2 separate regions of the Homo sapiens genome follow, and region 2 is linked to region 1. Evidence: read pairs that join two places in POLR2A ChIA-PET (ENCODE). Cell type or tissue: OCI-LY7. All regions are shown on one strand.

Region 1 (2,500 bases):
AGTGAGGTCTTCACTTCTTCATGGTTAATCCGACAGTATGTGCTCACCTAACGAGGGCTTCTTCCCTTCCCAAGGAATGCTACTAATAAGTATAGATTTTTAAAGCATAATTGTTTTGTGGCTGAAATAACAACAATTATTTGAAAAAAAATCCTAACAACTTCCTCTAGAGCTGCTATTATGGCAGTCTGGAGAGAGGCTGATTCCATAGTCCATGTAGCTTTGTTTTGTTTGGATGGAAAGTCTGGCATTTTACAAAAATGTGGAAAACTTAGCAATGGAATGACTTTTCCATAGCACCGATTATCGTACAGCAAGACACACATCCATATGTCTTTGAAATGAGATTTTTAAGAATTCTCTGCTTATTATACAAGACAAACCACCTCTGGTCTTTCCATATGAAGGTGATAGTTTTCTACAGGCTCATGAAAGCTGCCCTGGTTATGGTGCAGTACTTAAAGTTAGGGAAAAATCTCAACATAGATGGGGACCCAGATTCAAATTCGTTTTTTCACTTACCAGCCAGCTATGTGACCTTGGGTAAGTTTCTATTTCTCCATCTGCAAAAGAGGGGTCATGATATTCACCTCACAGGGTTATTGAGAATATCAAATAAAATAATGTATATGATGATCCAAACTCATAATGGGTGTTCCCCATCAATATTGGTTGAATCTGAGTCTCTGTTTCTCCTGGCACAAAATAGCACTCCTGTTTCTGACCGCGACATAACCCTCTGGCAATGTCATTAACCTTATTAAATTTGGCAGCTCTGTGGAAAACGAAGGTCAAAAAAGCTGTCATTGTTTATATAAACTGTTCATTTTGTTGTTCACAGTGCTATGAGGACTAAAGGATAGAGGGTTGGATGCTGCCACCCAGGGAGTAACCAGGGAGAAGGGAAGAGGCTGGAACAGAGCCTGAGGAGGACTGGTCTTTATAAGACAGGCTGGGAAAGAGGAGGGCGTAGAGAAGATGGAAAGGGAGTGATCAGAGAGAGGTGAGGGTGCCAGGAAAACACTGTTGCAGATGCAGGGGTTTCAAAATGGAGTGTGTGGCCCACAGTGTGATGGGGTCATGCTGTGAGGCGCCCTCTGAGCTACCAACAAGGAAGCGAGAGTAACTGAATGGAGTACAGAAGGAACAGAAAGCAGGTTTTGGTGAGTTCAGTCACGTACGTAAGCTGAAAATGTTACAACAAATGTAGACAGCTCTTCAGGAAGTTGGGCTGTGATGGGGAGGAGAGAGAAAAGATGAAAGAGGGAGGGTGCATGAGACAAGGGTTTTTTCAAGAAGGGAAGTGAGTTTTGATGGCAAGGAGCCAGTTGAGAGGGAGAGGTTGACAATGAAGAAGAGGGGGTGGATGAGGGAGAGAAGGAAACTCCAAGGAGGCAGGGTGGGTAGACAAATGAAGCAAGAATTGGATATTAATGCAAAACTAGAGCTTGGGGAAACATTAGATCCCATAAGAATCTGCCAAACCAGCTGATACTGACCCTCATGTTTAGACGGGGGATTTAGGGAGGGATTAAGAAGAGTAAGGAAGACTGAAGTAACTGAAATACACGAGACAATCTGTTGTTATTGGAGGGGTAACAGGAAAAGCTTCTCCTCCACCCTCTGAAGCTTACTTGAAAATGAACTTACAATAGGCAGATTAACAGGAAAAAAAGGAATAAAATTTATTAATATGCATGAAACTGAGCATGGTAGCTCACTCCTGTAGTCCCAAATACTCAGGAGGTTGAGGGGAGGATCGCTTGAGCCCAGGAGTTTGAGGCTGCAGTGAGCCACCACTGCACTCTAGCCTGGGCAACAGAGCAAGACCCTACCTCTTAAAAATAAAATGCTACACAGGAGAAAATCACAGGAGAGTGGTTACCTCATAACCCAGGGAGGTCCAGCTTTTTTCTATACCTTTCTTCATAGGGAAAGGGGAAATGGAGGTTAAATGTGGCAATTTTGAAGAGTAGTAAATGATATTTAAGGGGAATGAATGGGCCCAATGCTCAGACAATGGAAGGTAAATAATTCTCTTTGGGAACTGAATGGGACCCAAGAACAGGCAATAGTTTGGGACAACGTTCATCTGAGCTCTGAGTGTGGTGTTTAATCTTCAGTCCCTTCCTCTGTGACATGAGTTTTGATCTTCTCTGATTAATGAAATTTTAGGGGAGGTGACTGAAGGCAATTTTGTTCCTCTTTGGCAGGTCCAATTTCTAGGTAGATAAGGGAACTTCAGAGAACAGCTTCATCCAGGATGTACTGGTCTCCAATGGCCTTCAATTTGAAATATCGCCATACCAAGTTGCCATATTTGGCGGTCACCCTCCCTGGATCCTTAACTATTCAAGAAAGGATCTTTTAAAGCTCTTGCCTTGTAGCCAAACATGAAAAAGTCCCCCTTCCCTCTTGTCTTAAAAGTCTGTCCTCTCTGTGGAGTGTTCTAGCAAACATAGGGCTGGGCCTCCTCATGTTCTGACTAGCACTATCAAAT
Region 2 (2,500 bases), 670 kb after region 1:
GGCATGGGCATAATGGCTATGCCCAGCACTTTGGGAGAATCGTGTAAGTCCAGGAGTTCAAGGCTGCAATGAGCTATGATCACACCACTACTGCACTCTGGCCTAGGCAACAGAGAGAGACCCTGTCTCCAAAAAAAAAAAAAAAAAAAAAACACACACAGAGATAAATATCTAAGGATTCTAACTACAGTTTTGGATATAAGAATTAAACCTGTGGTTGATGTGGTGGCTCATAACTCATACCTGTAATCTCAGCACTTCCTGAGGATCACTTGAGCCCAGGAGTTTGAGACCAGCCTGGGCAATAAAGTGAAACCCCATATCTACAAAAAAAAAAACAAACAACAACAAAAAATCAGCTAGGCATGGTGACACACACCTATAGTCCTATCTACTTGGGAGGCTGATGCGGGAGGATCACCTGAGCCCTGGAAGTCAAGGCTGTAGTGAGCCGTGACTGCACCACTGCACTCCAGCCTGGGCGACAGAACCAGACCCTGTCTCTTTAAAAAAAAAAAAAAAAAAAAAACCAGGCACGGCGGCTCATGCCTGTAATCCCAGCACTTTAGGAGGCCGAGCTGGGCAGATCACCTCAGGTCAGGAGTTCAAGACCAGCCTGACCAACATGGAGAAACCCAGTCTCTACTAAAAATATAAAATTAGCCAGGTGTGGTGGTGCATGCCTGTAATCCCAGCTACTCGGGAGGCTGAGGCAGGAGAATCGCTTGAACCCAGGAGGCAGAGGTTGCGGTGGGCCAAGATAGCGCCATTGCACTCCAGCCTGGGCAACAAGGGTGAATCTCCGTCTCCAAAAAAACAAAAACAAATGTTAAAGAACTTAAATGTCGAGTAAAAAGAAATTACATAACTATTTAAATTTACACAATTCAGCCATTAAAAGCTATGATGTAAAATGATCCACATGTATCATTATGGAAAGGTGCTTATTATATGTCATATAACTCACCCAATATAAACTTTCTGTATCTTCACAATACTTACTTTCAGCTTCATGAGCCTTCAGCAGAGATACAGGCATAGTACCTTGTCTAACATCCCAAATACTCAACATTCCATCTTGGCCACCAGTAGCTACAACATGCTGTTGGTTGGGATGTCTATCAACACAGTGGAGTGGCACTCGGTCACCAGTCCTTTTGTGGGAGATAACAATGACGTCAAAATCAAATAAAGTATAATTTATCTTTGTGTAACACAGGAAACACGTTTTTTGTTTGTTTTGAGACAAGGCCTCACTTACCCAGGCTGGAATGCAGCGCTGCAATCATTGCTTACTGTAGGCTCAAACTCCCTGGGCTCAGGTATCCTCCCACCTCAGCCTCCTGAGTTGCTGGGAGTACATGTGTGTACCATCATGCCTGGTTAACTTTTTGTATTTTTGTAGAGATGGGGTTTCTCCATGTTGCCCAGGTTGGTCTCAAACTCCCAGGCTCCAGTGATCTAGCCACCCTGGCCTTCCAAAGTGCTGGGATGACTGGTAACCGTGCCCAGCCTGTTTTTTTTTGTTTATTTTTTAAGAGACCAGGCTCAGTGGCTCACACCTGTAATCCCAGCACTTTGGGAGGCCAAGGCAGGTGGATGACTTGAGGTTCAAGACCAACCAGGCCAAAATGGCGAAACCCCATCTCTACTAAAAATACAAAAACTAGCCAGGCATGGTGGCACATGCCTGTAGTTCCAGCTACTTGGGAGGCTGAGGCATGAGAATCGCCTGAACCCAGTAGGCAGAAGTTGCAGTGAGCCAAGATCATGCCACTGCACTCCAGCCTGGGTGACAGAGTAAGACTCTGTCTCAAAGAAAAAAAAAAAAAAGAGAGACAGGGTCTTGTCTTGTCACCCAGGCTACAGTGCAATGGCCTATCTACAGCTTGCTGCAAGCTGGGCTCAAAAGAGCCTTTTGCCTCAGCCTCCCAAGTAGCTAGGACTACAGGCACATGCTACCGTGCCAGGCTATTTTAAGAAATTTTGGTAGAGATGGGGTCTCACTGTGTTGCCCTAGCTGGTCTCAAACTTCTCACCGCAGATAATCCTTCCAAAATGTTGGGATTACAGGCATGAGTCACCATGCTCAGCCAAGAAACATGTTTTATATGGTAACTAAGTGTCAACTTAGTGGCTGGAGCTACTGGCTGAATCTTTTTTTTATTTGAGACAGAGTTTTGTTCTTGTTGCCCAGGCTGGAGTGCAATGGCACGATCTTAGCTCACTGCAAACTCTGCCTCCCAGGTTCAAGTGATTCTCCTGCAAACTCTGCCTCCCAGGTTCAAGTGATTCTCCTGCAAACTCTGGCTCCCAGGTTCAAGTGATTCTCCTGCCTCAGCCTCCTGAGTAGCGGGGTCTATAGGCACGTGCCACCATGCCTGGCTAGTTTTTGTATTTTTAGTAGAGACGGGGTTTCACTGTGTTGGCCAGGCTGGTATTGAACTCCTGACCTCAAGTGATCTGCCTGCCTCGGCCTCCCAAAGTGCTGGGATTACAA

The links. ChIA-PET counts read pairs that join two places held together with the same protein. Peaks named below come from ENCODE experiments on the same cell type or tissue, not always from the same donor. Only the 100,000 strongest peaks of a DNase experiment are listed, where the experiment ranks them.
Region 2: POLR2A ChIA-PET joins it to region 1 with 5 read pairs; 2 of 35 experiments call an interaction of 5 or more read pairs at or near these places.

The regions. Positions count from the first base shown.
Region 1 is chr6:149,065,092-149,067,591 of GRCh38, forward strand. All of the region lies in intron 7 of UST (uronyl 2-sulfotransferase), which reads left to right. Among named protein-coding and RNA genes, the nearest start is that of UST-AS2, 34 kb to the left of the region's middle. RefSeq lists enhancers at 801-880, 901-1,310. In OCI-LY7, no CTCF peak of the experiment used is centred here; a DNase peak (open chromatin) is centred at 1,180; H3K4me3 peaks cover 642 bases; H3K27ac peaks cover 1,100 bases.
Region 2 is chr6:149,735,469-149,737,968 of GRCh38, forward strand. NUP43 (nucleoporin 43) reads right to left here. Exons shown (of 8, transcript NM_198887.3): 6 at 1,003-1,154. Among named protein-coding and RNA genes, the nearest start is that of NUP43, 9.8 kb to the right of the region's middle. In OCI-LY7, no CTCF peak of the experiment used is centred here; no DNase peak of the experiment used is centred here.